3 separate regions of the Mus musculus genome follow, and all the other regions are linked to region 1. A link is a loop called in an ENCODE intact Hi-C map of the cell type or tissue named here. Cell type or tissue: heart. All regions are shown on one strand. Each heading gives the region's core, and the rest is flanking DNA. Links, peaks and the distances in the headings are about the cores only.

Region 1 (10,388 bases), core at 2,032-7,031:
AAAGCGGCTTTTGTTGAACGAGGGGCTGCGCGGGGGGCGGGGAGGAGGCGCGGGCGATTGTGTGTCCCGCAGCTGCGCGCCAACACTGGGGTGGGGGCTGCCGGGGTGCAGGCCGAGCTAGGGTGCCCGGGAAGGTGGGCCAGGGCGGTAGGGACAGCCCGGTCGCGTGGTACAGGCCAAGTTGGGACTGCCCATGAAGGTGTGCTAGGGCTATAGGTTGTAGGAACAGCCTGGGTGCGGTTTGCGCTCAGGGAGGGTGGCAGTGGGGAGGGAATGGAGGAAAAGGCTACCAGAGTGCCGTTGGCCAAGAGACTGCAAGAAGACGACTCACATTGGGCTGGGCACATAGAAGTCTGCCCCCAGGCTGGGGCTGCAGCTCTGCAGAGGGCTGGGCGCCATTAATTTGTTAGGTTTTTATGGTGCTGGGGATAGCGCTACGGGTCGCTTGTGTGCTGGACAAGCATTCCTCTCTCAATCAGCATCTTGCATCTAATCCGGCTTGCGTGCAATCTTCCCCTGAAGCCCAGACACACAACTAACACTCAGGAGGTCTCACACCAGAGAATGCTTGACCCCAAACGTTCTGTGAGGCTTCAAAGGGGGCTTCCTTTAGAATTCCATGCCCACAGCATATCTTCGCAACCCTCACCGTTTGGACTCCTGACAGACAGCTGTGCGGTTCCCTCACCTCTCGGAGCCTCAGTCAATGTGAGGATTGATCCATGCTGATCTGTGTAAACTGTCTGCTCAGTTAGGTTTGGAGGGACACGGCCTATAATCAGAGCACTTACAAGGCTGGAGCAGAAAGATGGAAAACTTAAGGACAGCCTGGACTACATAGCAAGACTCTGTCTCATAAAACATGGAGAAACAAATGAGCTGTCAGCTCATGGCTGGCACTCAGCAGAAGCCTTCAACACAGAAGTCAGCTTGGTGGCGCACTATTATCCTGGAGCACTGTGGCCTGCAGGAGGCTCCCTGTGAGCTGTGGCTCAGCCTCTGCCTTTTGGCACCCCAGTCTTTCCAGCCCTCTGCAGAGCTGGATTAGGGGCTAGGGGGAGGAGGGGGAGGGTTAGGGGTTGGGGGGTCTCTTTCCTCTCTGGCAGGGTTAACCCTGTCACCAGGCCCATTCCTCCCTCCCCTCCCATCTCCTTCCCCTGGCAGCTTTTGAACTGGTGCTGGGCCTCAGGCCAAAGCAGGACAATGTCTGGGCAGGGTGGACACTGCTCTTCAAGGTCTTCTTTGTCTCTGTCCTTCCTTGCTGTGGACTCTGGACCTCACCTTCCTTCTGGGACCTTTCCTGAATTCCCAAACTCAGCTATCCTCAGCAGGGAGCCTTAGGGCTGGAAGTGACAGAGCCAAAGGACAACCTGAATTTGAATGTTTATATTTTTATTTTAACTACAGCGCGCATCAAACCCCACGGCCACTCCACTGCCATACTATATTCTCTCTGCCCAACCCCCACCTCCCAGGCCCCGCATTTCCAATTTAACCCCACAGGCCAGGACCTGGTGGTGTATACATACAATCTCAGCACTCAGGGAGCAGAGGCAGGAGGATCTCCACAAGTTATAGGCTAGGCTGGTCTACATATGAGTTCCAAGCCAGCCGGGGGTTGGGGAGGGAGCGGCGCACAGAAAGGCCTGACTCAAAAGAACACCAGAATGAAAACAAGTCCTGTCTCTAAGTGGTGGTGTATCCCAAAGCTGCTGGTGATTGCTGGGACTGAATTGAACTCAGTTGTCATTTGTGTGTGTGTGTGTGTGTGTGTGTTTTCACATGTGTGTGCGTGTGTTCCCATGTGTGTATATGTGTATTCCCATATGTGTGAATTCCCATGTGTGTTCACATGTGTGTTCACATGTGTATGTGTATTCCCATGTGTGTGAATTCCCATGTGTGTATTCACATGTGTGTTCACATGTGTGTGTTCACATGTGTATGTGTATTCCCATGTGTGTGAATTCCCATGTGTGTGTGTTCCATGTGTGTGTATGTGTGTTCCCATGTGTGTGTGTTCCATGTGTGTGTATGTGCATTCCCATGTGTGTGAATTCCCATGTGTGTGTTCCCATGTGTGTGTGTCCCATGTGTGTGAATTCCCATGTGTGTGTTCCCATGTGTGTGTGTTCCATGTGTGTGTATGTGTGTTCTCATGTGTGTGTGTGTGTGTGTATGTGTGTGTGTTCGATTTGGTAGCACAGATACTAAAGTTGGAACAATACAGAGAAGACAGGTTTGGCCTCTGAGCAAGACCCTCGAGTTAGTGAAGCATGCTGTATTAAGATTTCTTTTCTGTTGGCATGTGCATATGTGATATATATAAGGATATACATGTCACGGCACGAGTGTGGCATTCAGAGGGCGACTTTGTAGAATTAATTTTCTTATTGCAGCTTGACGTGTGTTACAGATTGAACTTGCCTCACCCGGTTTGCTCAGCAAGCGCCTTTATCCCTGGAAGGGTTTCACTACACTCCCTTGTCAAACATCCTCCTGCCTCTGCCTCCTGAGTGCTGAGACTGTTAAGTATCGGCCACCTGGCCCTGGCCTGAAAGATTTCAAGCTGCCAGTACTTATAAGGGACACCGATGAATGCAAGGCCACACTGGGCTACAGAGTTAGAGTCCAACTCAAAAACACCTACAGCTTCCCCTCAACAAAACAAATATCTCACATGGGGTTGATGCTCAGAAAATACCTCCTTCTGGCTTACCCGATGGCAGAAGCAGAGACAGCCCTGGGGCATCCCATGACTCATTGTTTGGTGAAGTAAGAGTAAGGGGTTAACTTTAGGGTGGTATTGCCTGACTCAGTGTGGCCAAAAGATGAAGAAGGCAGTCAGCTCCAAAACTGACCCCTAAATTTAACAGCAGTCACTGTGTAACTTCTGAAGAAGTGTCTCCCTGGAAGGATGGATGGAATGGTAATAGTGGTGGAGATTTGGGGTGTATATGTGTGCAAGGCTCTTGAGTTCTGTCCCAAGCACCTACATAAATACACCTTATCTGTCACCCTACCTAATGGGTCCAATTGGCTTTTCTCTATCTGGGGGAACACGACCTTCTCAGGGGCTGGTGAAATGGCTCATCAAGCAAAGTTGCTCGTCACCAAGCCTGAGGACCCGGGCTTGGTTCCACTGGAGTCACACAGTGGAGGAAGAGACCACCACACATTCACCATACATGCACGAATACACATACATGAATACATGCAATAACAATAATTCCCAAGAGTACCTTTGGAAAGGTGGAAGAAAATGAATACACACAGAAGGATGAATGCTTTGCAGACAGGATGGACACCTTGGGTTTATCACCTAGTAGCTATGAGGCCTGCACACAAGCACACTCGCCTTTTAGAGCCTCTCTCTATTCGTCCAGAAAATGAGTCAATAAAGCCAGACATGGTGGAGCACATTTGTAATCTCAGCAGTGAGCGGCTGAGGTGAGAGAATTTTAAAGTTTGAGGACCACTTAGGCTACACTGTGAGACTCTGTCTCAGAACAAACAGTCGCAGAGAGAATGCAGGGCTGGGGCTAAGGTTGAGCGTTGTGAGGGGCTTGCCTCTCACTCACAAGGCCAGGAGTTCCATCCCCAGCGCTGTAAAAACAAAACCAACCAACCAACCCACCAAACAAACAAACAAAAAACCAACAAAGATTAGGTAAACAGTCCTTGGCAAGCAGGACTCAGCAGTGAGGTAGTGACAGCTCTGAGTGTGTCTGAAGTGTTTAAGAGGCCACTTAACACCCCCCCCCCCTCCAATCTCCACCTCTATTAAGAACTTAGGTCCCTCCATTCCCTCATTGTTCCTTATACTGTCTTTCTTAGTAATGCCTACATTTCTGGCAACTACTTCCAGAGGAAGACTAACTTCCAGGGCACCCTAAATCCCACCGAACACATCATATTACAGAAAGGTTTCCACTTCCCATCTTCTGTCCCCTCTGGTCCTCTCAGCTGTCAGGTGGTAAATACAATTTTCTTCCCAATTCTACGGAGCTAATAAGTAAGGAGTAACTGAGGTGAGACAAGGTTATCAGTGAGGGTGGATAGTCGGGCCAACGCCAGGATCTCGTGTGCCTTCCTTGAATCCTTTGGTTCTTGGGTTGTACTTTGGGATTCAAATTTGCTGAGGGGAGCAGGGACAGGTTTCCAGGTACAGTTGGAGAGCTTCCAGAACATCTCAAAGGCCGCTCTCTGAAAAAAATGGGTAGATGTCAGAAAACGCATGGGCTGGCAAGATGGCTCAGTATAAAGGTGCTCGCCCTGGAGCCCTGAAGGTCTGCATTTGATCCCTGGACCCAGAGTCGAAGGAAACATCTCGATTTCCAAAAGTTGTACTATGATGTTCTCGAATATTCTGTGGCATGTACACATTGTGGCATATGTGTGACCACACTTATATACACATAGGTCACTCACACTTTTTTTTTTTTTTAAATACAGCTTCTGTGAACCTTGAACCCACATAGAGCATTAACATTTATGAGAACTAGGGCCAGAGCGGTCAGGGAGTCAGGGGAGCAGAAGGGCTGGATCTCGGCCACAGGGCAGCCATAGACATTCGACATGACCTTGGACAATGACGGCAGGTCACCTGGATCCCTGCGTCTACACATGGAGGAAAGATAACCAGCTAGGTTGACAGAAGCCCAGTTTAAGCAAGACATCTGCAATCCTCATCATCATGACATTGACTTTGAAATTCACAGCGGAGAGACCCCACTACCACCACGTCTTAAATTTCTAAAGCCGAAACAGTAATAGCTTACAGTTCTGCCAGCTCAAAAAAAAAAAAAATCAGAAAGCACAACATTGGCTTTTTTTCTCCCCCTTTTATAATTTTGGCAGAGGAAGATGCAGTTCCTGGAAATGCTTACAAAATGATTCCTGACACTAGGAGGAGATAGTTAAAAGAGGGGAAAAGGAAAAAGAAAAGTTATCTGTGTTCAGATAGAAAGGAGGAAGGTGGAAAGAAAAGAGAGAAACAAAAGAACTAAAAGAGAAAGGGGGGCTTTAAAGGGCCCCAATTCAGGGGACGTTATCAAGGTCTCAGCATCTGCTATTCACAAGCCGCTCGCCGGCTGGGGTGGCGCAGGCCCCGCCCCTATCTCGGGTGTCCGGCGCTCATTGGTGGGAGAGGCAGTCGCCGGCCGGTGACTGCCCGAGGAAAGGTTGCCTGGGACACGCATCCCTGTGTGAACGCATGACGTCCCACCCTGGCGCCAGGCTGTCTGGGGCTGAGTCTTAGATCAACACAGCTGTGGGACCCGGACCCACAGCTGGGCAAAGGAGCGGATTCCTCAACAAAAAATAGGATTGTGGGAAAAGTTCTGAAACAAAAACAGCGCAGACAAAAGCCTTAATGACATCCTTTCATAAAAATAAAAAATGCAAGAGGGGGGAAAATGCTGGTAAAAGGAGCAGAACTGGGAACAGAAAGTTCAGAGGCGTTTGGAGTAAGAGGCTGAGGCCCCGCCACCACTAAACAAGTTGCAGAAGGCCGGGGCGAGCCGACCAGTCTGCTGTGCAGGCAAGAGAGAGTCTTTGGGGTTTAAACTCTATTCACTGATCCCAACCCGACTAAAACCCACTCCTTTCAGACTTAGACTCTTAGGTCAGAAAAGACCCTTAAAGGCCATTTACTCCTCCCCTCCCCCTCCCCCAAAGTAAGGTTCTGGAAAAAAGGATTTGTGTCCAAAGGTAAGTTATTGGCGTGGAAAGGACTGAATGCGGCTTGATAACCCCTTCTGACCTATCTCCACACAGCCTATGGCCATTTCAGCCTGGGAGCATCATGAGGAAATAATAAATGCTGTGAAGGTACTTTGCAAATTGTAAAACCAGAGAATCTCCTATCCAACCCCGAGGCAACAGAGGCTGTAGTGGAGGACTGGAGAAGAGAGAGCGGACCTGGGTGGGCGAAGCACCTACCGCACATCTGGCCCCATGATGAACTAATGCAGACCAGGGAGTGTGCCCTTCTCACAGAAGAGGTGTTTAAAATTCTTTCCTTTTTTGAGACAGGGTCTCACTAGTCATCCCCTGGCTGTCCTGAAACTCACTATGTAGACCAGGCTGGCCAGGAACTCAAGCTGTCTTCTGCCTTCTGAGTGCTGGGAGCAAAGGCTTTTTTTTTTTTTTTTTTAAAGATAAATTAGGTCAGAGCCAGGTGTAGTGGTGGATCCTTTATTACCAGCACTAGGGAGGCAGATCATCTCAGAGTTCGAGGCCAGCCTGGTCTACACAGAGAGTTCCAGGACAGCCAGGGTTACATAGAGAAACACTGTCTCAAAAATAGATAGATAGATAGATAGATAGATAAATGTAAGGTAAATAAATAAACGAGGTCATTTTCATTAGCTCCACTTAACAGGCCTGAAAATTGAGGCTCAGAGAATAATTTATTCCAAATTCACACCGTTAGTGAAATAAAACAAGTTAAGTTTTGAACATAGGTCTGCCAGGCACTGAAGGCCATGATTTTTTCTAGACGCTCCTGACTTGACTGTTTTGCACACACATACAGAAGTCTTCACGAGAGCCAAAGAAAGGCTCCTCTGTTCAGTTTTCGGGAGTCCACACAGCCACGGAGGAGATTTCTCTTCCCGTGACCAAATAGCTGGCATTTAACTTCTTCAGCATAGAGACTGCCTTGTGCTTTCTCAGGTTAGACCTTCTTCTGTCTTCTACCGAAATAGCTGTCCTTGAGAACTTGAATATTCCCAGGAGAAAACTTTTCAGAGACTTCTTTCTTGGGACACAGGGGCCTGTGGTATGATGGAAAAGAATGAGGCTCCGAGACTGGCTTACCTGTGATGTGATACAGGACTCGTTTTATATGCCCTGTCCCCGGCCCTGTGCTGGTCCACACTCCTTGTCCAACTGTCACACAAGCATCTGGTGTTCTGAGTCAGAAAGTATTTATAACAATCCCTCAGTGCCCTTTCTCTCTGTCTGTCTCCTCATACAGCTGATCAAAGCCGTGGTATCTGGGTTTGCTCAAGATTATGTGTCGATAACCAGTAAATAGCAGAGCTGTCCGGATTGAACCCAGGGCTTTGGCTCCCTAGACCGATGTCCTTCCAATTATTGGAACTGTCCCAGCTCAGAGGTCCCATTGTCCTGTTGATCAGTGCCACACACTACTGAACACTTAATTGTTTCCTGTGTTAATCTTGTCCCCAGACATTGTGAGATTCTTGAGAGCAGGAGCCTCTGTTTCATGTGAAGCAACTCCATAAATATTTACCAGGCTGATTGATTAAGAAAGCAATCTCGTGGCTGCAAAACCCCACCTGTTCTCTCCCAAGATGGAAACCAGAATTTTGGAACTGCTGAGGCTTCGGGGTCTGGGAAGCAGAGCCAGGCAAAGAATAGAGTGCACTGTCCTTTTGCAATATGGGATTGCCTGCCTGCTGGCTGCTCTCCTGCTCTCTCAGATGGGTGGCTGGGGCTACTTCAGCAGGACGAGGAATAATCATGTCCAGGTGGCTGCCCTTCCACAACAGAAAGGGACAGACAACGCGGCGATGAAATTGTTATTGTTTTCTACAGAGTGTGCAAAGTGTGCAAAGGGAGGGAGGCTGTGCAGAACGAGGAAGCAAACGCTAGACAGCTGACCCATTTGGTTCTATGTATGCCCGTGGAGGGGACCTTCTAAAAGGGTTTATGCAGCAAGCACCCCCATATTTGAAACCTTGTCCAAAATCCTAATCAAATTCACTTCCAAAGCACAACCGGGCATACATTTAGTTCCTAAAGGAGTTCTCGGTGGAAACGGTCCATGCTTTTTCTTTCTCCGTGGAAAAGGACTGGGTCCAGACTGCTCTTATCCTCTTTCCCCTGGTGCTCAAATAAATAGTGTTCTCTGCTTAGACCTCCCTTTCCCTCCTTCTTCTGCAATCTCAGCGCCTAGCCCAAATCTGTTTTCTTCATTGTAACCTCAGCTTCACCGCAATTAATTTTTTCCCCCTCTGGTCACAAGATAATTCCTGACGCCAGTGAGTCTGGAGGTCAGACGAGCAGCAAATTGGGGAACAAGGCGGCACTAATTCCTTACAAGTTTCCCTTGAAAATTCTTGAGAGAGAGAGGAGAGAGAGATCTTTAGTTGTTCAAGGGATTTATGACCTCAGAGCTGTGGGTTCGAACCAGTATTGGGGGGAGGGGACCTCAGAGAACTTGGGCGCCTCCAGAAAAGGCATATTCTTAAAAGTTAATGGTTTTAAGTGATTTTTTTTTTTTTTTCAAATCTGTGCTGGCTCAAGAGCCCCGCCTCTCCTCGGTATCAGCGCTTCCTCATTCCTCGCATCCGAGGCTCCGCTGTCCTCGGCGTCAGACCAGCCTAAGGAAGCCTGTTAGCAATTTAAACCCACTGTGAACGCCCAGGACCGGGGAGGCGGTGCCCAGGGCGGGCGGGGGTGGACCCTTGGCGGTCTGTTTTGAATAAGGGGGTGTGTCCTAGAGAGGACTCTATAAGAGTCGGCCGCTGCAGGCGTGCGCGCACTGTTTGCTGCTTTAGGTGTCTCTTTTCCTCCCTCTCTATCTCTACTCTCCAACATGAAGGCGCTGAGCCCGGTGCGCGGCTGCTACGAGGCGGTGTGCTGCCTGTCGGAACGTAGCCTGGCCATTGCGCGAGGCCGCGGTAAGAGCCCGTCGACCGAGGAGCCTCTTAGCCTCTTGGACGACATGAACCACTGCTACTCGCGCCTGCGGGAACTGGTGCCGGGAGTCCCGCGAGGCACTCAGCTTAGCCAGGTGGAAATCCTGCAGCGTGTCATAGACTACATCCTCGACCTTCAGGTGGTCCTGGCAGAGCCGGCGCCTGGACCCCCGGACGGTCCGCATCTCCCGATCCAGGTGCGAGAGGGAGCCAGACCAGGCTGCTCTGAGCGTGCGGGCAGGGATGCTGCGGGTCTTCCCTATCGCGTCCCCGAGTCCCTTGGCTAACTCGTCTCCTAACCTTCTTTCACAGACAGCTGAGCTCACTCCGGAACTTGTGATCTCCAAGGACAAGAGGAGCTTTTGCCACTGACCCGGTCGTCCTGGCACCTCCCGGTAAGCTTTCTCCTGGCGCGGGCGAGGAGGGAGGCTTGCATGGGAAATCCTGCCTTTGACAGAACATTGTAAGGCTTAGGGTTCAGTCGGTTTAGGGAAAAAGCCAAGCCACTGAAAGGCAAAAGCCTTATCTATAATCAGTTAGAATAAACGACAGAACCTATGTCAATATCACGTGCATTCCTTAGACACGCTGTCCCTTCTCATCCCGGGTGGCCAGAGCCCAGGGCAAGTGGGCGCGCGGGTCGCACCAAATGAGCCTTGGAGTAAAGGAAGCCCTCCCCCCTTTCCACTAGTGTTATTTCTAAGCGGGAGGGGGAGTGGTGACTCCGCCTGTGGTCCTTTGGCGCCAACTGGGTGGAGGCAGTGTGGGGAGCGGAGTTATCAGCTGGAGGTAGAGACCGAGTTTCCTCCCTGGCGCCGGCCAGTCTGCGGCATCCTCCGCCTGGGCGCGCTCGGCGGAAACTGACGGCTCCCTCGCTCTTCTCTCCTCCCCCGCCCAGAACGCAGGTGCTGGCGCCCGTTCCGCTTGGGACCCTGGGACTCTGGGACCCTCTCTCCAGCCGGAAGCCTGAGGGCATGGATGAGCTTCGATCTTAACCCAGCCCTCTTCACTTACCCTGAACTCAACGCCTCGAGGCTGGACCTGGAGCCCGAGAGAAGGACTGAACTTGGGTGGCCTGAAGAGCTAGCACACGCTGGTCAGCAGCTGGGCAACGTCACTCTGTCCCCACCCTGACTCAAGTCTAAAAGACTGGCTTTTCCGAGAATGGGGTGTCGAGAGGGTGTGGGGGGATGCGAGTGGCTGCCCTGCGCACTCTGCCAAGGCAGCATAAGAGCTGTTCTTCTGGTTTCCTTGGAGAAAAGCTCTGCTGCCCTGATTATGAACTCTATAATAGAGTATATAGCTTTTGTACCTTTTTTACAGGAAGGTGACTTTCTGTAATCATGTGATGTATATTAAACTTTTTATAAAAGTTAACATTTTGCATAATAAACCATTTTTGAACACTTTGTGTATGACATCTTGCGCCACCTCCTAGGAGCTTGGGGCGGGCAGATTTGCATACCCTTTTAGGGACGAGAAAGTTCCCAGCTGAAGCTGAGGGCTAGGGTGGCTTGGTTAGTAGGAAGGGCTGGGGTTGGGAATCCCCAAAAACATTGGAGGTTGAAAGCAAGGATCTATGATCCTACTCTCAATTACAGGAGCCTCTCCTACAGCCGGCAAGTCTGAGACCGAATCTTTTTATTTCTTCAATTCCTTGAAACTTGGCAGCAGCTCTTAGATGGATGCCGCAAATGATTGGGCGAACCTTCCTGG
Region 2 (10,388 bases), core at 3,237-8,236, 140 kb after region 1:
TATTCACTTGTTCGTATTGTGTGTGCTCAGGGGCATACCGTGCCACAATGTGGGTATGGAGGAGATCATATCAGAGCCTGCTCTCTGTTCCCTCCATGGAAATCCAGGGGACTAAACTTAGGTCCTCAGGCTTGGTGGCAAGCACCTTATTTATTCAGCCTTTGTCCCAGCCCATGGGTGAGAGTTTTAAAGAGACATCCAGGAAAGACTTTCTATATCAGAACCTAACTATATTATGCACCATAAGGATTTAGAGCAGGGGAAAAAGAACCCTGAATCTTCATCGTCAGTCACCTTACCCTTTACAAAGGAGATGAGTCACAGTGAACCCTGAAGGAACAAGCCGACACAAGTCCACATGTGACATGGCATACGTGTTCCCACAAAGGATACAGATGATGAATAGCCCATAGGCTTTATAATACCATCCCAGTGCGTCTTCCTGGCCCCACCCTGGATCCATTCAATCCATGCCTTCACTGACAAGGGCTGGAAACCTTCTCCCAGGCATGACAGTGCTAGAGTCTCTTGCTCTGCCACCCCCCCATTTGAAGATGTTCATTTCCCCCGATGCCTTTGGCAGGGCTTAGAGGTTCTGCAGGGCTGGCTTTTACCTCGCCTCCACACTTTTCCACAGCTACGCTGGCCTCTCAGATCTTTGCGATCTGTTGGGACGCCTCTTAACTCCATGGCTTTCTTCATCTCAAAGACTCAGAGTTCAAGCCTTAGGCAAGTTGGCATTAACATCAACCACTTGGAGAAGGCAAGATTGTTTCTCCAAAGGAGCAAAAGGACAAGGTTGGATGATCTGAAGTAGAGAGAAGATGTGTTTTGGGAGTTTGGGGAAAAGATCTCAATAAAAGCCCATTAAATAACCTACCACTGGGGATGGAGAGATGGCTCAGCGGTTAGGAGCACTGACTGCTCTTCCTAGAGGTCCTGAGTTTGATTCCCAGGAACCACATGGTGGCTCACAACCATCTGTAATGGGATCTGGTGCCCTTTTCTGGTGTCTGAAGACAGCTACAGTATAGTCACATACATAGAAATAAATATTTAATTTTTTTTCTTAAAAAAAAAACCTAGGGCTGGTGAGATGGCTCAGTGGGTAAGAGCACCCGACTGCTCTTCCGAAGGTCTGAAGTTCAAATCCCAGCAACCACATGGTGGCTCACAACCATCTGTAACAAGATCTGACGCCCTCTTCTGGAGTGTCTGAAGACAGCTACAGTGTACTTACATATAATAAATAAATCTTTAAAAAAAAAACAAAAAAAAAAACAAAAAAAAAAACCTACGGGCTGGTGAGATGGCTCAGTGGGTAAGAGCACCCGACTGCTCTTCCGAAGGTCCAGAGTTCAAATCCCAGCAACCACATGGTGGCTCACAACCATCCTTAATGCAATCTGATGCCCTCTTCTGGAGTATCTGAGGACAGCTACAGTGTACTTACATATAATCAAACAAACAAACAAACAAAAAAAACCCTACAACTAATTTAGAGGGTGTTTTTAAAGGTTAAGGACACATGGGCTGTGGATGCAGCTGAGATGAGAGAGTGCTGTCTTACATGCATGAGGCTCTCAGTTGTCAATCCTCAATCTGTTATAGGCTTCCTTTCTTTCTGTTTTCTCTTTCTTTCTTTCTTTCTTTCTTTCTTTCTTTCTTTCTTTCTTTCTTTCTTCCTTCCTTCCTTCCTTCCTTCCTTCCTTTCTTTTCTTTTTTTTTTTTTTTTTTTTTTGAGACAGGGTTTCTCTGTGTAGCCCTGGCTGTCCTGGAACTCACTCTATAGACCAGGCTGCCTCGAACTCAGATATCTGTCCGCCTCTGCCTCCCAAGTGCTGGAATTAAAGGCGTGTGCCACCACTGCTGTCAGAGAGAGAGATTGGGACACAGTGGCCCTGGTGGGCTTCTAACTCACTAGAAAGTGACCTTGAGCTGCGGAATCTCCCACCTCAGTTTATGTGATCTGAGGATCAGCCAGGGCCTTGTGCGTCCTAGGGAAGCACTCTGTCAACTGAGTGGCATCCTAGCCCTGGAAGTTTTACCATGTATTCTTATTTTCTTGTTTTCTGTATATATGAGCGTTTGCCTGCATGCATGGCAGTGCACCAGGTACATACCTGGTACCCAAGGAACCTGGAGAGGATGTGGGATCCCCTTGAACCAGTTACAGAATATTGTTAGCCACAATGTGGGTGCTGGGAATCGAACCCGGGTCCCCTTCAAAAGCAGCAAGTACTCTTAACCACTGAGCTATCTCTCCAGTGCTCCACTTCCTGAAGTCTTCCTTAGTCATCTCATTGCGGCTACCAGGCCTGGCTTGTTTGTTAGTCCTCCATCATCTTTAACTCAGGACAATGTTACTCAGAGCCTCTCAGATACATTGTGGTCCCTCTGTTGAGCGGCCCTTCTCTCCACCACTGCTGCCAGCAGCCAACACCCTGCCTTCTCACAGTTCCCTTTCTGAGATGGAGGAAAGCCGTTCCACTGGGGTCCCAGGGCAGTGGCCTCCCGATTCCACTTCTGTCCTCGCTCTGAGCAGCATCCACCAGTCAGCCCCACACTTGATCCTCACAGCAGCCCTGCAGTCATTAGGGCGCGGCACCCAATTCTCAGCTCAGTGTCTCGCTCAGAAGGGGCTTAATGACCTGGGTTCAGCTGATGCCCTTAAAGCCTAGAGAACGCTGCTTGTTCTTGTTGTGCATTTTCAGTACCATGGTCTACAGTTTTTTGGAACCTACTTTCTTTGAGGAAGACCACCAGCAGAAGCATTATGAGGCCAAGCTCCCCACTCCTTGGGGCCTGATGCCCTCCTGCAGAGCCCGTTTGCTCTTCTCAGCCAGGCCAACCCCTGGGCCTTGCTTGTGGGACTTACCACCAGCTTCACTGATCTGCAGGCAGAGGCAGAGACAGACAGACAGACAACAGACAGACAGACAGGCAGGCAGGCAGGCATGCAAGGGAACATGAGACAGACGCTGTCCTTGCCCTGCTTCCTCCCCTGCCACTCTTCCCTCCTGTCCTCAGAAACCCAAGCCCTGCTGGAATGGAGCGATCCTTTCACACCTCTGTGCCTTCGCACAAACTGTTCAAGATGAAAGCTCTCCCTCCCACCCACGGTTGGTCTCCACCTCTGAAGTGTCTACAGTCTGCAAGACTGCTGGGGTGTCACCTCCCACCTTCCCAGTGAGAAGGGGGTGGTGGGCGGGGACATGACGGGATGTCCGGCTAGGTGCAGCTGTAAGGGCAAGGGAGACCCAGGTCATTTCCTTTGAAATAGAACGTTCGAAAGTAGGATTACAAACACAGAGACATAGGGTTGTTTTTTGTTTTGTTTTGTTTTTTAAAGAATTGTTTATTTATCTTATGCATATGAGTACACTGTAGCTGTCTTCAGATACACCAGAAGAGGACACCGGATCTCATTACAGATGGTTGTGAGCCATTATGTGGTTGCTGGGATTTGAACTCAGGACCTCTGGAGGAGCAGTCAGTGCTCTTAACCGCTGAGCCATCTCTCCAGCCCGAGACATAGTTTTAAATGCTTAGCACATTAATGCTTCTGGTACCAAAAAAGAAAAAAAAAAAAAAAAGAAAGAAAAAGAAAAAAAAAGCTGCAATTGAACTGATCCTAGATAACCATAGGATTTATTAAAATATGGGGCTGGAGAGATGTTAAACATATTTGTGCTTTTAGAGTTTGGTTTTCAGTGCCCATGTTGGGTGGCACACTAGCTCACGATGGCTTGTAAATCCAGCTCCAGGAGATGTGACTCTTACACACACACACACACACACACACACACAGTTAATGAAATAAATCTTTTAAAAATATTTATGAAAAAGAATCATTTACAGAGCCCCACAGGAACACTCGCCCAGTAGCAAATGCACACTTTAAAGACGTGCAAGAAGGGTCCTCACTTCCCCAGGACAGACCAGGCTGGCGGGAAGCCTCCACACCCAGTAGGTCATCATCATTTGCTGAATGCTGATGGAACAGACAGGACTTTCCAACTCAATCTAGAAAACCCAGAAGAGTATTTCTGCGTAACCCTGAACAATAGGGCAGGAAGTGGCTTCCTCCTCCAGGGACTGCCTCCCAGCCCTTGGAAGCAAGCTACTAACTGGAACAGGAAGCCCCACAGCCTCTGTCTTCCCTTCCCCACTCCTCCAGGGGCTTCCCAACCTGCTCCCACCTGCACTCCTCTCCCAGGTGGGTAAAGAAAAAGCACACACTAGGGGCAAGCTGACAAGCAGGGCACACAGAGCCATCCTGCTCGCGGGCACAGCCCTTAGGAATAAAAGGAAAAGCAGGAGGGACAAAAGAGGGTTTAAAGCTTGGCAGCAGCGGGACAAAAGGCCTCAGAGTTTACAAAAGAGCCTTGAGAGGGAGGCCCTTCCAGGGAGGGACCTGACTTAAGCAGACTGCCTCAACACCAGTCACTCTCCTTGTTCTAGGAGTTTGGTTATTGACCCCTGACTCCGCTTTCTCTGAATGAGGCCTCAATTTGCTGGGTTACTAGTAATCCCAGGTAGGCTCTACGGACCACTCACTTGACACCGCCCACTGGCTGTATTTCCAGCGGAAATAGTGTGAAGATAAGGTCATCCCAGAGTGGACTTCCCAGACCTTCAGGCCACTGAATATACCCACAGCATTTCTGGAAGTTTCTCCTGCTATGAAAGGCAGGCTCATCCAAATACCTACGGTCTTAGTGTTCATTTTGTGCAGGTGTGTTTTAAATCCCTCCCCAACATCCTTAGCAGAGGCAATTCCAACTGTACAGAAAAGGAGAGAAGGGCTGGAGAGATAACTTGGTGGTTCAAAGAGTATACTGCTCTTGCAAAGGTCCCAAATTTGTTTTCCAGTGCTCATATAAGGTGGCTTACAACTGTGGTATTTTACGAACGTGGCATAATAATTCAAGAGAGAGCACTTCATTGGGCTCTGCCAAGGTGTCCCCTCAAACATTTAGGTCTGGTATAAAAGGGTGTTTATTGGGGGAAGGGAGCCAGGGACCTGGAAAGGAATAGAGGCAGAGGAAGGGGAAGAGAGGACAGAGAGAAGAGAGAGGAAGAAAGGAAGAGAAGAAAGGCTGGCTAGGACATGTGGGGAAAAGAGAGAGAGGAAGAAGAAGGGAGGGAGGGAGGGAGGGAGGGAGAGAGAGAGAGAGAGAGAGAGAGAGAGATAAGTCCTTATACTGCCTGGCTCCAGGCTAGTACCTGGGGTAGAGACAGGCAGGCTGTTGCTAGGTAACTGCTGGGCGGAGCCTAGAGGGATGCTAACCACCACCACCACCAGTAATTCCAGCAGGAACCGAACACTCTCTTCTGGCTTCTCCAGGCACCTGTACTCACATGCTCATATCCCTCCCCTTTATAAATAATTAAAGATAAAATAAAATTTAAAAAAGGAAATGGGCCTGGAGAGATTTTTCTGAAAGATACCCAGCCTAGGTCTGTCCAATCTTTATGCCCATATTCTGGCTGTTGTAAATCCTTCAGGATTCTAACTCACATGGTGGCTGGATACATTTTACAGTAGGTAGAATAGTGCAATTTTGTGGCATCGAAACATTTTTTAGTCCTACCCTTGGGAGCACAAGAGAAGCACAGGTAGAAGAGATTCATTGTGGCTGGTAGGGGTCCTGCTAGTTTGTTTTTTTTTTAGACCCCTGAGTCATGTAGCCATAAATAACTGGGCATTGGGAACAGAACACTCTAATAAAAGCATGGCCGGGAATCTTATTTGGAAAAAAAAAATTCCCCAAGTCCTTCAGTGTGTGTGGATGTATCTGTAAAACAAAAGAAAAGTCCCTTTTCCCAGCCTAGGCAGAGAAGTCTCCCGTTCAGTCAGAGACAACAGGCGTCTGGGCATCAAGCCAAGGTTTGGGGATATTTATAACTTGAAGAGGGTGGGAGTCCCTAATAAGCTGCTATATTCTTTTTCCATCACTTCCCTCTCCAAGGCTACAGCAAGCTGGGAGCTCTTCCCCACACAGAATCCCTGTTTTGCTTAGCCCTCGCCTTCCATTGTCTAATTCCTTCATCCCCGCTAGGGAAAGGAAAGGCTACAAGTCCTTCCATTTGGAGGATTCTGAGTGAATGCAGCATAGCCAACGCTGATGTTTCTTGGCCAGCTGTTGTGGCCTCGGAGATCTGTTTATGAGATTGTTGTTTCCCGGAGCTATAGAACAGTCTCTGCAGTCTTGAAGCTTTGTGCTCATCCTACAACCAAACCCTGCCCTTTGCCTGTTAATCCATGGATTCGGATTTCTATTCATGGCCCTGAGATCTCTGGAATCTGCTGGTGATATCTAGAACCTTTCTGAACGTCAGGCCTCTTTAGATCTCTGAGGAGCCAGCGACCACAGACCAGGAGGTAAGCCTGTCCGTTCTGTCCTAATCTGGTTTTGTGATTTCTTTGAAACAGAGACTACTAGCATCCTTAGGACTCCAGGTTGTCGCAGGCCTAAGGTTTTCATGATGTTGGGAGGTCTCCAAGATTCCTTTCAGCAGAGACACCCTCAAGAGTACCAAGTCCCTGAGTCTCCCACTCCAGGGCCAGCTATTTCCCTACACACCCTACCCCACCCCCCCGCTTCTGATTTCAATGTTTTGGCGACTTAGATGGGTGCACTTGAGCTCCGTCTCTATAAAAGAGCTCGAGACGCTCCCTACAGGGTTAACGTTGGAACACCCTGGGCCGGGCCGCGGACAGCACTCCAGCACCGGACAGGGGACGCGAGGCCTCGTGGGATATGTAGTCTGGGGTGGGTTGTGACTGCCGGAAGGCCTACTGGGAGTTGTAGTTCTCAGTATCCAGAAAGCGAGAGCTTCAGGCGGTGTTGGGAGTCCGTGGGCGGGGCCCAAAGTTCCATCCCGGCCAGGGAGTCTCCCAAGGGAGGGAAAAGAAGCCTTTTCCCGCTCTGGCCTGGGCTGTCAAATGAGGGGTGATCTCAGCTGAGGTCAGCCCGAGCTTCCACACTCAATCTAACCTCGCGGATAATATATGACTCAAAGATGGTCGTAGGGCCATGAGAAAAAAAAAAAAACACAGACGCTTCCTTTGCTGAGTCGTGCTGTGGTTTCCGAGAAAAAAGTATGTGTGGGGGTATTCTCACTGGTCTTGAAGGTCGCGGTCCTGTCTCTTCCCTTTTGTTCTTTTCCCTCCCCTGCTCTTGGCTGCTAAGTGGCCTTTGTACGCCAGAGTGAAACTCCAAGTCCCGTCAGGCCGCGAGGTGCGCGCACGCGTGATGGAGCTACCCGGCCACGCCGCAGGAGGAGGGCTGATGGTTTGGCTTCTGATTGGTCAGATATTTTACGATTTCTTTTCGCTGATTGGCTGGGATTGCTGCCGGAAAGGTCCCAGCCCGGAGATGGCAGAGCAGAGGCGTTCTATGGGCTGGGTTGAAAGCCTCCTCCCTTGAATTGCATCGGCCTGACCCCCCAGCCTAGGGGGCACCCAGCCAGTGCCTGCCCTCTCCTACCCTAACGTTGCACGTACTCGATATTAACCGAGACACGGAGAGTGGGTGACTCTTCGGGAGTCAGAGAGGAGAGTGACCAGTCCTGGGCCTTCCCCTCATACCCTGCGACCAGAACTCCAGCCCTAGGGAGTAGTGGGCAGGGCCTCTTGCCGCGCCTCACGTCCTGCTTTTCGCCTCCTTCAACGTTGTCTGCTAGCTGGTTTTCCTGCTCTCTCTCTCCCAGGAGACGAACGCTTGAGCCCGAGATGGCAGCCACCCTGCTCATGTCTGGGACTCAGGTAAGCCCCGAGGGCTCTGCTTACCCATCTTGCCCGGTGTTTCCCCGTCTGCAAACCCCTATAGGAAATTCCCTGGGATAAGCTCATTTTGCTATTCTGCTTAGTATACGGGCTTCGAGTTGGCTAATATAACCATATACAAGCATATATAGAACACCCACTGTAAGACTAAATACTGAGGAGAATAAAACCAAACAAGATGGGTGGTACCCTTCTTGCCAACAATCTGTAGGGAGAACGGTGTGTCCGGTTAACCTGGATGCGATATGGTAAGTATTCTGTTGGCCTGAGCAAGGACGTATTGTGGTGTGGGAAATAGTAAGTCGAGGAGTGGTTAATTCTAGATGTGGTGTCCAAGGATGGAGCGAAGAGTGATAAAGGGTGGGGAGAAACAGAACAGCAGTTGGCTCTAGAACTGGGCCATAAAGACGAGAATTTCACTGGTCTAAGAAAAGGAGAGCCTTGTATGTAAGGGTCCAAAGTGGGCAGGGACGGCCTGAGCGGGAAGCTAGTAGATTGCCCCTGTCTTTTGACCACATGTCTTTTTTTCTTCTTTCTTTATTATTTTTTTTTTCCTTCGGACTCTACAGATGAGACTTAATGCCACTGCCTTCTCGACATTTCTAACCATGTCTCTAATTTCAAGAAGAAAAGCTGGTTCTAAACTCCTAGATACCAAGTAGTGAGGAAGCGTTGTGTGATTTCAGGCCCCTGTGACATTTGAAGATATGGCCATGTACCTCACTCGGGAAGAATGGAGACCTCTGGATCCTACACAGAGAGATCTTTACAGGGATGTGATGCAGGAGAATTACGGAAATGTTGTCTCACTGGGTGAGTGAGGACTTTTATCTTGTCTTACCTCTTAGGGGTTTTGAAACTGTCAGAACGGCTTAGGTCTTTTCGATACAGCCTTGTTTGTTGTTAAGGAAAACCACACGGTTAGTTACCTGCTTTGGTGCTCATTCAAATCTTTAAGTGTGGGAAGATCCGTGTTTCCCAGTCTTAAATGAAAAGTAAAGTTTCTGCCGTTTCCGAGACTCTGAGGATTCTCGTGCCCTGAGTCATTAGCGGCTCTGTGGCCTGTTTGTACAGATTACTGACCAAACAGGTCTTACACTCTGGTGCTCGCCAGGACATAAATGCCCTATAAATGGTGCTTTTTCTCTGGGGCGCTGGAAGATGAGGGCTCTGAGGTGGGTTCACAGGAGGACAGAAACCTCCCTTCTATGTTTGTTTTGGCTCCATAGCTGCAGCGTTGCTTCAGGTACTTTAGGTCGGTTCTTGTCTAGAGATCTTTCAGAGGCGATCATCCTTCAAGTGTGTCTTCTTTCTTTTTCCTTTTATTATGTGTAAGTACACTGTAGCTGTCTTCAGATGCACCAGAAGAGGGCATCAGATTTCATTACGGATGGTTGTGAGCCACCATATGGCTGCTGGGATTTAAACTCAGGACCTTCAGAAGAGCAGCCAGTGCTTTTAACTGCTGAGCCATCTCTCCAGCCCCAGTCTTGTTTCAGAAGAACCACTGAATAGTCAGCTCACAGATCCTATTCAGAGGAGAAGTCGTGAGGCTGCAGATGCAGCTCGGTTGGTAGAGCGCTTGCTTAGCAGACTTGAAGCCCTGGGTTTCATCCTCAGTCCGGCATACAGCCAGACATAGGACTGAGATATTTTAAAATGTTTTTATTCTCAGAACAGAAGGCGACCTGACAGGTTTTCTTTGCTTGGACTCTCTCTCTCTCTGATGTCCCAGTTTCCTTGGAGTCTTCTTTTTATTTTTTATTCATTTTTAGGTGATACTAATAATGAGTTTCATTTTGACATTTTCATATACACGTGTCCAAACACTTGATCTGATTTGCTCCCCTCCCCTACTTCCTTGAGCTCTTGTCCCTTGAATTGTTCTTTAAAGGCAGCAACAACTCCAATACCAAACACAAAGTGAACAAATCCAGGAACAGGTGGAAGAGATGCCTCAAATGTTAAGAGTGGACATTGCTTTTGCTGAGGTGCTGAGTTCAGTTCCCAGTACCCATAGCAGGCACCTTACAACCACTGGTATTTCTAGCTCCAGGGGATTAGATGCCCTCTTCTGGCTCCTGAAGGCATATGCAATCACATGTACACATACTCCAACCTAGATGCATACACATAATTAAACGTGAAGTAAAGATTCAACAGCCATCACTATGTTATTTACTCAGACCTATTTTAAGTAGAACCTAACTATATCATCCCACCCAACAAAAAAAGAGAATGAGAAAAGAAAGAAAGGAGCGTCTTTTAAAAGATACACTCTTGAATCCCTACAGTCTGTCTCAGGAACATTTCTTAGATAGAATTACCAAAAGATTTTTTTCTTACCCAGATAAATGTAGGGGGAGGATTAGTAACTGTTTTCATTGTTTAGTTGCTCCTTGTAATGTGTGTGTATGTTCTGTCTGAGTGTGTGTTGTGTACCACGTGCATGCCTGGTGCCCATGGAGGCCACAAGAGGGTGTCAGATCCCCTGGAACTGGAGTTGCAAACAGTTGTGGGTGCTGGGAACTGAGCTCAGGTCCTCTGCAAGAGACCGTTGAGCCATCTCTCAGGCTCCTCAAGGTTGTTATCT
Region 3 (10,388 bases), core at 1,797-6,796, 320 kb after region 1:
CTAGCTCAGTGTAGGGAACTTGTCTGGGAGGTAGAAGGCTCTCCATTCAATCTTCAGCACCAGAAAAATAAATAAATAAAGCTAGTTAATTAACATAGCACTGTCTCCAAGGGCTGTGCACTTAATCACGTTGACTACTTCCTATACAATTTGAAGCACATCCTGTTTCCTTCTTTGCTTTGGCTGCCAGGAAGCTCAGAGCCACGCTTTGGGTTATATCACAGTCCCCGTCCTTAAAAAACTTTCCATCAGCCGCTGCTGTATTCAGAATTTCGTGTTTCTTCCTTCCTTCTCCTCTGGCCTTCTGCCCAGGCATTCATTACTCCTTGATTCCTGCTCTTTAATTATTGATCAAATGGTCTTTAGGCTGCGGCGGAAACCACCTCCAAACCCTTTTTGGAATCGGCAGGACATAAGACATTTATGAGATGAATAGGGACCTTCCGACTGGCTGAGCTCGCCAGTCACAGCCGTGCAGGGTGAGCGTCTTTGAGCAGCTTCCAGGGCCAGAACAGTGAAAGTTTTCTGCATTACACAGCTCTGCATAAGTTAGCGCCGCACCCATATATGCTAGCGCTATAGCAAACCAACCTTGACACAACCTCAGCACTCTACTAAAAGGAAGCTCTCCCAGTGGCCTGGTGGGTAAAGTGCTTGTTACAAGCACGAGGAGTGGAGTTTGAGTGGAGTTTGGACCTCTCAAACCCAGCCCACGCAGGACACAGGTGGACATGGAGGTCCAGCTAGAATCCCAAGGCAGGGAAGTGGAGTGGGATCTTTGGTGCAAGCCAGTAAGCTAGAGGAGCAAAACCAGGGAGCCCTGGCTTTAGTGGTGGGACCTTGCCTCAATGTCTAAGGTGGAGAGGGATGGAAAAAGATACCCAGAGCTCTAAATGAGTGCTAGCAGCTGCGCGTGTGCACACACACTACACATATATTTGAAAAAGTAGAAAAAACAAACCCGAATCTCTTCCAATGTACGCCCTGGCCAGTATAGGGATGGGGTAAAACCCAGACTGATTCAGGTTCTGCCACGTTCCTCGTGTGGCTTCCAAGGTCACCCTGGTGCTGGCATTCCCTTGGCAGATGGGAGAGAGAGAGAGAGAGCACATGCATGCTTCCTAACCACGCTGGCCTGGATGTGGTGCCACGTCATCCCTGCCACTGTCCCGTTGGTAGGAAAAGTCACATATTTGCACATAATTGCAAGACAGGCTGGAAAAATGTAGTCTGGGCTGCTTTTCCCTGAAACAGCTCTAAACCTGGAGGGGAGGCATCTTTGGTGGAGAGCTGACACAGGTCCAGCTCGTGTATATATGGATGCAGAGTGGCCACAAGAGGGAAAATGGGCTTGCCTTGCTTTCGAGGAACCCATAGGTAAAAGCATTAAGGGCTGGGGAGATGGCTCAGTGGGTGATGTTTGTGTCACTGTAATGTCAGTACTGGGGGAAATGGCTCTTTAGAGCCCATTGGCTAGCTGGCCTATCTGGATTACAGCATTTTATCTTCAGTAAAAGACCTTGTCTCAGAAAAATAAAATAAAGAGAAGAGCGTTTAGAGAGTTTGTTTGTTTTTTTTTTTTGTTTATTTATTCTTTCTTTTTTATTGGATATTTTCTTTATTTACATTTCTTTTTTCTTTTCTTTTCTTTTCTTTTTCTTGGGGTTTTTCCCCCCCATTTTTTATTAGGTATTTAGCTCATTTACATTTCCAATGCTATACCAAAAGTCCCCCATACCCACCCACCCCCACTCCCCTACCCACCCACTCCCCCTTTTTGGCCTTTGGTTAGAGCACTGGCTGCTTTTGAAGAGGACCTGAATTCAGTTCCCAGCTTTACATGGGAATCTGTAACTAAAGCGCCAGGGATTTGACACCCTCTTTTGGCCTCAAAGGTACCTGTACACTCTCTCTCTCTCTCTCTCTCTCTCTCTCTCTCTCTCTCTCTCTCTCACACACACACACACACACACACACACACACACACGAGCATGCACTTTAAAAAACAAACGAATCTTAAGAAAAAAAAGGGAGGGGTGCTAGAGAGATGGCTCAGTGGTTAAGAGTACTGGCTGCTCTTCCAGAGGTCCTGAGTTCAAATCCCAGCAACCACATGGTATCTCATAACCATCTGTACTGTGATCTGGAGCCCTCTTCTAGCATGCAGGTGTACATGCAGACAGAGCATTCATATACATTAAATAAGTAAATAAATAAATCTTAAAGAAAAATATTTCAGTGGAAAGCAGTTGAGGATGCTGCCCTCTGGCCTCTATAGCATGTGTGCATCGCAGCCTCTGATGCACAGTAGCCTCTCTGACACATACACACGGAGCATTTACATTTAAAAAAATGTTGTGTGCACATATGGAGGCCAAAAGTCAACATCCCTCCTCAGTCACACCACCAGTAGCTTTAGAGATAGAGAGTCCCTGACTGAAACGGAAGCTCATTGGCTTAGCTAAGCTGATTGGCCAAATGACAGTCAGGTATTTGTCTCTACCTCCCAAGGATAGGTTTACAGGCTGGGGCAGTCACATGACATCAGCTGGGTTGTTCGTTTGTTCCTTTGTTTGTTTTTGAGAGAGGGTCTTTCAGTGTGGCCCGGGCTGTCCTGGAACTCTCTCTGTAGACCAGGCTGCCCTTGAACTCAGTGATCCAAAAGTCCAAGGGCTGGGATTAAAGGCCTGCGCCACCACACCAGGCCACACCCAGCATTTTTTTTTTGTGGGTGCTGGGGTTTGGAAGTCAGGCCCTCATGATTGTGCGGCAGACATTTTAAGGACGAGCCCTTAAATGGCTTTACATTTGCAGTTTAAACCAAACTTTTGTCCCCAAAGGAAATATGGAGAGCACCTTAATAGGAAACAGTCAGCGACTGGATCTTCGCTAGTTTTTAAGGTCGTAGAAAAGAGTCAAGCAGGATGCCCCAACTTTTAGCTTGGTTGCCTAATTCCGTGGTCTTTTCCGAGATAACAGCTTAGTGCTGAGCTCTGGGTGGGCATTGGGGGACTCATAACAAATGAGTTAAGGTCTTAACCTGCAGCTTACTGAACTACACTGAGGAGGCAGCGCAATGAATGGATCGGCCTGAGGTCTGGAAGCACAAGGCTGGAGTCTTAGCTGTTACATAGCTGGATGAGGAAGAAACCACATGACCTCTCTGGTTGTCAGATTCCCGGCCCAGTGGGTAAAGTCTATTGTGATAATCAGGACGACCTGAGTTAGAATAGACCCTATAAATTGTCCTCGGATCCTCGTCCGCAACCCGGTGCTCACCCCTCGTCCGTCCGTCAGCCTCACTATTCTCATCCGAAGGATGGAGTTAACAGGCTGACATCAGGCGGTTGGAATCTGGCCGCATTGTGGACTCTGCCTCCCTGGGATAAGTGTGTGGCCTCTTGCCCTGTTCCAAGGACTGTCTCACACACACACACCCTCAACACACACACACGCGCACATGCACACACACACACACACACACACACACACACACACACACACACACCCGCGCGTTCCCGGCAGAGGAGGACCCCGAGTTCACAAGACGCGGCTTCCTGGCCGCATTCCGGAGAAGGAGCTTTGCGCCGCAAGTCCCATCCCCCGGTCGTCCGGCTCAGGAAACGCAGAGAAAGCCAGGAACCCGGCCTGCCAGGCCCCGGGGCCCTCCGCCCCGTCCTTCGGCTTCAGGAAGCGCGCTGGCGGGAACGCCCTGCCCGTGGGTGGGAAAAGCTCGAGCCGCTGCATCGCGGCGTCCCTGGGTGCAGCGAGCTGTCACCGCCGCCGCCGCACGCCCCTGCCGCAGCCCCATCCCTGCGCCAGTGCGGCAGCCGCGTGGCCGGGATCCTGCAGGCGCCACCGCGCGGGGGTGCAGGCAGGGAAGGCGTGGACCCAGAGCTCGCTTTGAGGGGGCGACCTGCTTAGGGTGTGTGGGTGAGTGCTCCACTGGGTCGCTAGGACATTGCTAGACCGGTTGGCATTAGACTCCGGGTGTCTCTTTGAGTCTCAACTTGTGCTTGGCTCCCGGAAATTTAGTTTCTTAATGGTGGAGATCTCAAAAACTGTTCCGGACCTAGAGACTACTGTGATGGGCAGACCGTGATCCCTTTTCACCAATGAGAGTCAAGGAAGAAAAAGATGGAGGACATGAAAGGGCGGTGCTTTCGAGTATAGCCTGAGCGTTGGAACCAGTCATTCCCGGGCTCAGGACCCAGCTTTCCCCCTTACTGTGTGATCTTAAGTAGGTTCCTTAACTTCTCTGAGCTTCCGGGCCATGTCCTTTTTAAAGAGTCTTTCAACTCTAAACCCAGTTAGGTTTCCCCACTGCACCCTTCTAGCCCACATGGCCTGATTCCTTGAGACACTTAGTGTCAATAGTATTAAACAATTGTTAATCGGTGCCTTGTCTTTCCACTTCAGAAGCACACAAAGTTCAGGAAGATAGGGACCTTCGCTAAAGTAAGACTGTGTAGCGCTGACACGCGTTAAACATCCAGGCATTTGTTGCGAAGTGAAGAGCGAAGGGATGCAGAGATGCGCGCCAGATGCCGCTTTAAGGGCGGAAAAGCACCAGAAATGAATAAACACCATTCCTATCGTCAAGGAGGTCCCAGACTGGCTAGGAAGGGGAATGAAACGGACTTGTGCAAAGAAGATGGTCCTAAGTGTGTGCTAACAGGGCTTAAACAGGCCTGGAGAGAAACACTAATGGGGGAGCAGCCGGAAAGACAGAGTTGAGAGACACCGGGTCCCTAGAGTGCTGGGATAATGGATCTCACTTCCATCACAATGTACAAAGTACTTAGTTTGCATAAAGTATGGACGTACCTTTTTTATCCTAAGGAAGTGGGGGAATTGATGGAGACTACCGACTTGTTCAAGTCCTCCTCCCCTTTTGGAGGCGGGGAGCTGCGCTGAAGATGAATTCCCAAAGCCTTGTGCACGCTGATGACCATTGAGATAGATACATACATCCTCAGCTTTAAGGCCTCAGCTACTCATGCGCACCACTTTTGGTTTAGGTCCAAATAAACTGGTGATTTTAGGTAAGGAGCATTGCTTCTCTGACTTGCTTTACCTCTAAGCCTGTTTGCCAAAACTAGAAAGAGTAATAAAGGCTTCCTATAACATGACCAGATAGTTGGTGTAAAGTACTTATCACTTGTGATTCTTACGTTTATGCTAAAGGGTTCATAGGTGCTTGAGGAATGACCGTGTAAAACCGGTGCAGTGTGGGAGTCCTGGGTCGTGAAAGGACTAAAAGCGGCGCCATTTGGAGGTTAGGAGGCAGATGGAGGGTGGCTTCATCCCTCCCTACTCTCACTTTCCTTGATCCCTAGGAGACTTTGCTCCTGGCCTCATTCATTATTGCATTATAATTTACTGTTTGCAGACCAACAAAGGTGAGCCAACTCTAGCTTGGTTAGCATTCTTTTTATATAGGCTTTTACAGCCATATTTTCTGATGACACAGTAATACGTGCTGCTTGTAAAAAAAAATTAAATAGCAGGAAGATATCACAGGGGGAAATTGAAAGTGCAAGTTTAGGCACTGAGAGCTGACAGCTTGCTGTTCTTTGGCCTGGGGTGGGGGAGGGGACATCTCACCATGTGAGCACTGACTTTTCTGTGTCAGTATGTCTGGGAGATTGGATGCCCAGATCTTTTCTAGATGTGTCTGTGAGGATGCTTCCAGAAGAGATCTGTATTGGAGTTGGTGGACTGGGTAAAGATTGAAGTTGGTAAGTGTATAGCTAGGGGTTTGTGCCCTCCCCAACTCACACGCGCGTGCGCGCGCACGCACACACACACACACACACACACACACACACACAGTGCTCCCCACCACCACCACAGTTGTATGCCTGTGATGCATACAAATCCCAGGACTTGCAAAGGCTCAGCATGTGCTCCGTCATGGTCTTACAGCCCCAGCTCCTAAAGTTCTAAACTTAGTTTTTTTTCCTCTGGGCTGAAGCTCTTACTGTGAATGAATGAATAAATGGTTGCTGGGATCCTGAGTCTTGGGCAAAGAATTCTATATTTAGGAGCATTTACTGGGACCCCACCAAAAATGGGATGGGATTTGTGGAACATTTTTTTAAATTTTTTTATTTTGGAAGAGGTATCTTATGTAGTTCAGGCTGGCTTTGAGCTGATCCTCAAAGCTGATACCTTTGGAGTGTGGGGATTATAGGCATGTGATGTCACACTCAGCTACCTTTGGGACTTCCTCACCACTACACACAGTTGGCATGGGTACCTTCTGCTGATGTGGACCGCAGCTGTATTTTCATACATTTTCCTCCCTCTTAGCATCCAGTTGGGTCTCTTTTGGAAAGTTCCTATGCATGCACAGAACAAAACAAAACGCATGGGGAAAAAGGTGAAAGTCCTCTTCTTTCCCTTTTTCTTTTGGGCCTCTGAATTTCTCCCTATATGTAGATTAAACACACATAAGCCACAGGTTTCAGGTCCACCTGTGATTCTGTGACTCTCACAGCTGACATCACTCCGCAGACACCTGCTCCCGCCTAGTCACACAAGCCAGTTTGTTTTACTGCAGGCTCCTTGAGGACGGGGCTGTCGTTAGTTCTTAGAGGCCAATGCATGGGGCACTTATTGGAAGAGCATGGTGAAACAGTAACAGCAGCCCGGGGATGTCGCTAAAACAGTAGAGCACTTGTCTACCATGCCTGAAGGCCTGGGTTCAGTTCCCAATCTCTCTCTCTCTCTCTCTCTCTCTCTCTCTCTCTCTCTCTCTCTCTCTCTCTCTCACACACACACCCAATCAACTACCATTTCCTAGCATGAACAGAGTTCTAAGTTGTTGTTGTTTTCCATGACAGGATTTCTCTGTGTAGCTCTGGCTGTCCTGGAACTCAAATGTAAACCAGGCTGGCCTCAAACTCAAAGATCCAACTGCCTCTGCTTTCATAGTGTTGGGATCCAGGGCATGAGCCACCACTGCTGGAGTGCGGGGTAAGCTTTTAACAGTTCCTCCATACACTACTTCATTCAATCCACGACAATCACTATAGTAGGTATGCACTATTATTCTCTTTTTGCAGATGAGAAGCTGAGGTGCAGAGATTTGGAAGTCTGAGGTTTCATGACTGACAAACGGTGGAGTTAGGATGTAACTCCTGCTCTGTTCTGTTCCAAAGCTTTGCTGTGGTTTGTTCGTTTGTCTCAAAGCCTTTGCTTTGAGTGAGTTAGTAAGTGATTGATGGGGCCATGAACACTTCAGAGAAAGTTCCAGCTCTCCCTGTTCATGCTTGGTTCTCTCTTCTGAATGTTTTTCAGTGCCGTAAGTCAGAGTCAGCAGATAGAGGGCTTAGGAAAGGCCCTCTCTGTGCCTGAAGCAAGCCTGTGATCAAGCTTATTTTTCATGGCAAGAAGCATTTTTGAATCTCCTGGTCTAAAAATAAACCACAATTTTTAGGAGCCCTTGGGGACCAGCCCAGGCATTTCAGGACAGCTATTTGCCTATCTGCAACACAGGAAATTAATCAGAAACCCCTCCCGTCTTCCCACAGACGGGTGTTCTGGAAAGGCCCAGGGCCTTGCTGTGGTTCTTCTGAAAGACCATGGAGAAGCTAAGGACAGACTAACACACACTCTTCTCTCCGGGAGGAAGCATAGAGCAGAAACAGGTCATTCTGCTGCAAAAACCTGTAGAGAGAATGCGCAGCTGTCAACTGGGAGGTGTGCCAAGACACAGGCCCTGGGGCCTGCACAATCCACCTGGGGGCTGGAGACTGGGGAACTGGTTTCTGCTCTAATGGCCTCATTTAGTAAACCTCTTCCTTATGTCAAACCCTAGAGGTCTTCCCCTATGAAATGACTGGGTGAATTTTTTCTCTTTCCATTCCTTTTTCTTTTCTCTCTCTTTCTTCCTTTCTTTTCTTTCCTTTCTCTTCTCTTCTCTTCTCTTCTCTTCTCTTCTCTTCTCTTCTCTTCTCCTCTCCTCTCCTCTCCTCCCCTCCCCTCCCCTCCCCTCCCCTCCTCTCCTCTCCTCTCCTCTCCTCTCCTCTCCTCTCCTCTCCTCTCCTCTCCTCTCCTCTCCTCTTTCCTTCCTTCCTTCCTTCCTTCCTTCCTTCCTTCCTTCCTTCCTTCCTTTTTTGAGACAGGATCTTAAGAATGTCATGTGTTCCAGTGTGGTCTTGAACTCCTGTGGTTACAGGCCTGTACAACTCAACCTGGTGACTGGGAGTGTTCACAAGAATATTATATGACGTTAGAAGCTAGGAATATCATTGATAGTGGTGATTTTGAAAATAAAAATGATAATCACACTGTGCCTGGTGGTTTCTCTATAGTATCACAGATTTTACTTAGTTTTGGAAACAGCATCTCACCCAGGCTTTACACAAACTCATAGTCCTTCCGAAGTGTTGAAATTACAGACATGCATCACTGTGTTTGGATTATCACATTTAATTAATCAACTAATTAACTAATTAACTAATCCTTTGGTGCTGGGAATTGAACCTAGGACTTAGTGCTTGCTAGGCAAATGCTCTACCATTGAGCCAGTTTGCCAAATCTAAACAAATACCACACGGATCACCTATCACAAACGGAGGGACAGAGGCTCAGTGAACTCCTGTGAGCTGGGAAATAGGTTTGTCACATCACAACTCGAGTTTCACAAAAATGTGTGAGTTTCATGCCCAGAATCACTAAGGAACAAATGAACAGTTTGCTTATTTAATTAGAGACAGAGAATTATGTAGCCCAGAACGGCCTCAGGCCCACTAAGTTGCTGGGGATGAGAATGGCCTCAGGCCCACCACGGTGCTGAGGATGGCCTTAACTTTGTTTTAAAAAACCTTTATTTTAAATCCCTGTACTCAGGAGGCAGAGGCAGACCTCTGAGTTTGAGGCCAGCCTCCCTTACAGATCTAGTTCCAGGACAACCAGAGCTACACAGTGAAACCCTGCCTTGAAAACATCGACAACACCACCAACCAACTTTATTTTTATTTATTAATTTTTTCATGTGGATGAGTGTTTTTTTTTAAACGATTTATTTATCATTATATCTAAGTACACTGTTGCTGTCTTCAGAAGCACCAGAAGAGGGCATCAGATCTCATTACGGATGGTTGTGAGCCACCATGTGGTTGCTGGGAATTGAACTCAGGACCTTCAGAAGAGCAGTCAGTGCTCTTAATCGCTGAGCCATCACTCCAGCTCCCATGGATGAATGTTTTGCTTATGTGTATGTATGTGTATCATGTATGTACCTGGTGCCTGCAGAGACCAGAAAAGAGTATTCGATCCTTTGGAGTTGGGGCTGCAGAGTGTTGTGAGCTTCCATGTGGGTGTTGGGACAGAACCTGGCTCCTCTGCAAAATGCTCTAACAAATAGGCTATCTCCCCAGTTCTGAACTCTTTCTTTCTTTCTTTGAGACAGGATTTCACTATGTAGCTCTGGTTGTCCTAGAACTTACTATGTAGACCAGGTTGGCCTAGAACTCACAGAACTCTGCCCGCCCTCTGCCTCCCAAGTGTTGGGATTAAAAGCATTTGCTACTATGCCGGTCTCTGCAGTTGAATTCCTGAGTTTTCTGGCTTTACCTCCTGAGTGCTGGAATTAGAGGTATATGCTACCACATCCAACTATGCAGTGTTTGTGATTGAAGCCAGGGCATTGTGCATACTAGACAAATGCTCTACCAACAGAACTGTATCCCCAGCCCCAAAGGGTACTCCAGGTTGGCCCTAAATGTGTGATTCTCCTGTTTCACCCTCTTCAGCATTTGCCTACCAGCGCTCATGGCCATGGATGGCATTATTTTTTAAGACATGTTTTCTTATTTGTAGCCCTGCTTGTCTCAAACTAGCAATGCACCTGCCTGCTGAGTGCTGGGATTAAAGATAGGAATGTGCCACTGCCACACCCAGCTGGAGGTCAACAGGATACAAGTTATAATGTATCCACGGCCCTGTGAGAGCTGGAGTCAATGCCACCAGGTACAGAGAGCAAAGAGGGTTGGTCTTTTTGCCTTGGGAGAAATAGGAGGACGCACACAGGAGATGAGGTGACAAGCAGAAGGGCGGATGTGGGAAAGCGGTGGGTGTGCTAAGGGAAGTTTGGGTAAACTTCAGAGCGTGTGTATGAAGGTAGGAAGTGAGAATACCAGGCCATGGATTTGGCCTTTGTTCCATAGGCAATAAAGAGCTTACACAAGAGGCGTCTCCAGAGACCAGCCATACTCCTGCAGTCAGAGAGGAAGCAGCTCTTAGCCATCTGTGTCCCGGCTTGTGCAGGCTGCTGGGTGCCAGCGCGTGGGAGGGCGCCCACAGAACGTCTCTGAATGTGGCCTGTGCGCTGCAGGATTTAGGTCCTGAGCTACCTTCAAAGTCCACTTCCCCCCAGG

Evidence for each region. Peaks named below come from ENCODE experiments on the same cell type or tissue, not always from the same donor. Only the 100,000 strongest peaks of a DNase experiment are listed, where the experiment ranks them.
Region 2: a loop joins it to region 1, with 2.6 times the contacts of the local background. A loop is called at or near these places in 2 of 42 quality-filtered maps.
Region 3: it touches region 1 in a loop (7-fold over the local background); 2 of 42 quality-filtered maps call a loop at or near these places.

Annotation. Positions count from the first base shown.
Region 1 is chr4:136,135,310-136,145,697 of GRCm38, forward strand. Gm42329 (predicted gene, 42329) reads right to left here and starts at 6,909. Exons shown (of 2, transcript NR_168524.1): 1 at 6,823-6,909; 2 at 3,286-4,206. Id3 (inhibitor of DNA binding 3) reads left to right here and starts at 8,513. Exons shown (of 3, transcript NM_008321.2): 1 at 8,513-8,869; 2 at 8,985-9,067; 3 at 9,571-10,083. The coding sequence starts at 8,570. The coding sequence ends at 9,044. In heart, for the core only: a CTCF peak has its summit at 5,076; DNase peaks (open chromatin) are centred at 4,252, 4,602, 5,202 and 7,012; H3K4me3 peaks cover 1,746 bases; H3K27ac peaks cover 4,244 bases; H3K27me3 peaks cover 267 bases.
Region 2 is chr4:136,278,708-136,289,095 of GRCm38, forward strand. Zfp46 (zinc finger protein 46) reads left to right here and starts at 7,360. Exons shown (of 3, transcript NM_009557.4): 1 at 7,360-7,774; 2 at 8,365-8,608. The coding sequence starts at 8,503. In heart, for the core only: a CTCF peak has its summit at 6,046; DNase peaks (open chromatin) are centred at 4,104, 5,884, 6,794, 7,314 and 2 weaker places; H3K4me3 peaks cover 2,518 bases; H3K27ac peaks cover 4,509 bases.
Region 3 is chr4:136,458,850-136,469,237 of GRCm38, forward strand. It overlaps a transcript of Luzp1 not described here. Among named protein-coding and RNA genes, the nearest start is that of Luzp1, 5.7 kb to the right of the region's middle. In heart, for the core only: no CTCF peak of the experiment used is centred there; a DNase peak (open chromatin) is centred at 3,712; H3K4me3 peaks cover 1,948 bases; H3K27ac peaks cover 1,786 bases; H3K27me3 peaks cover 532 bases.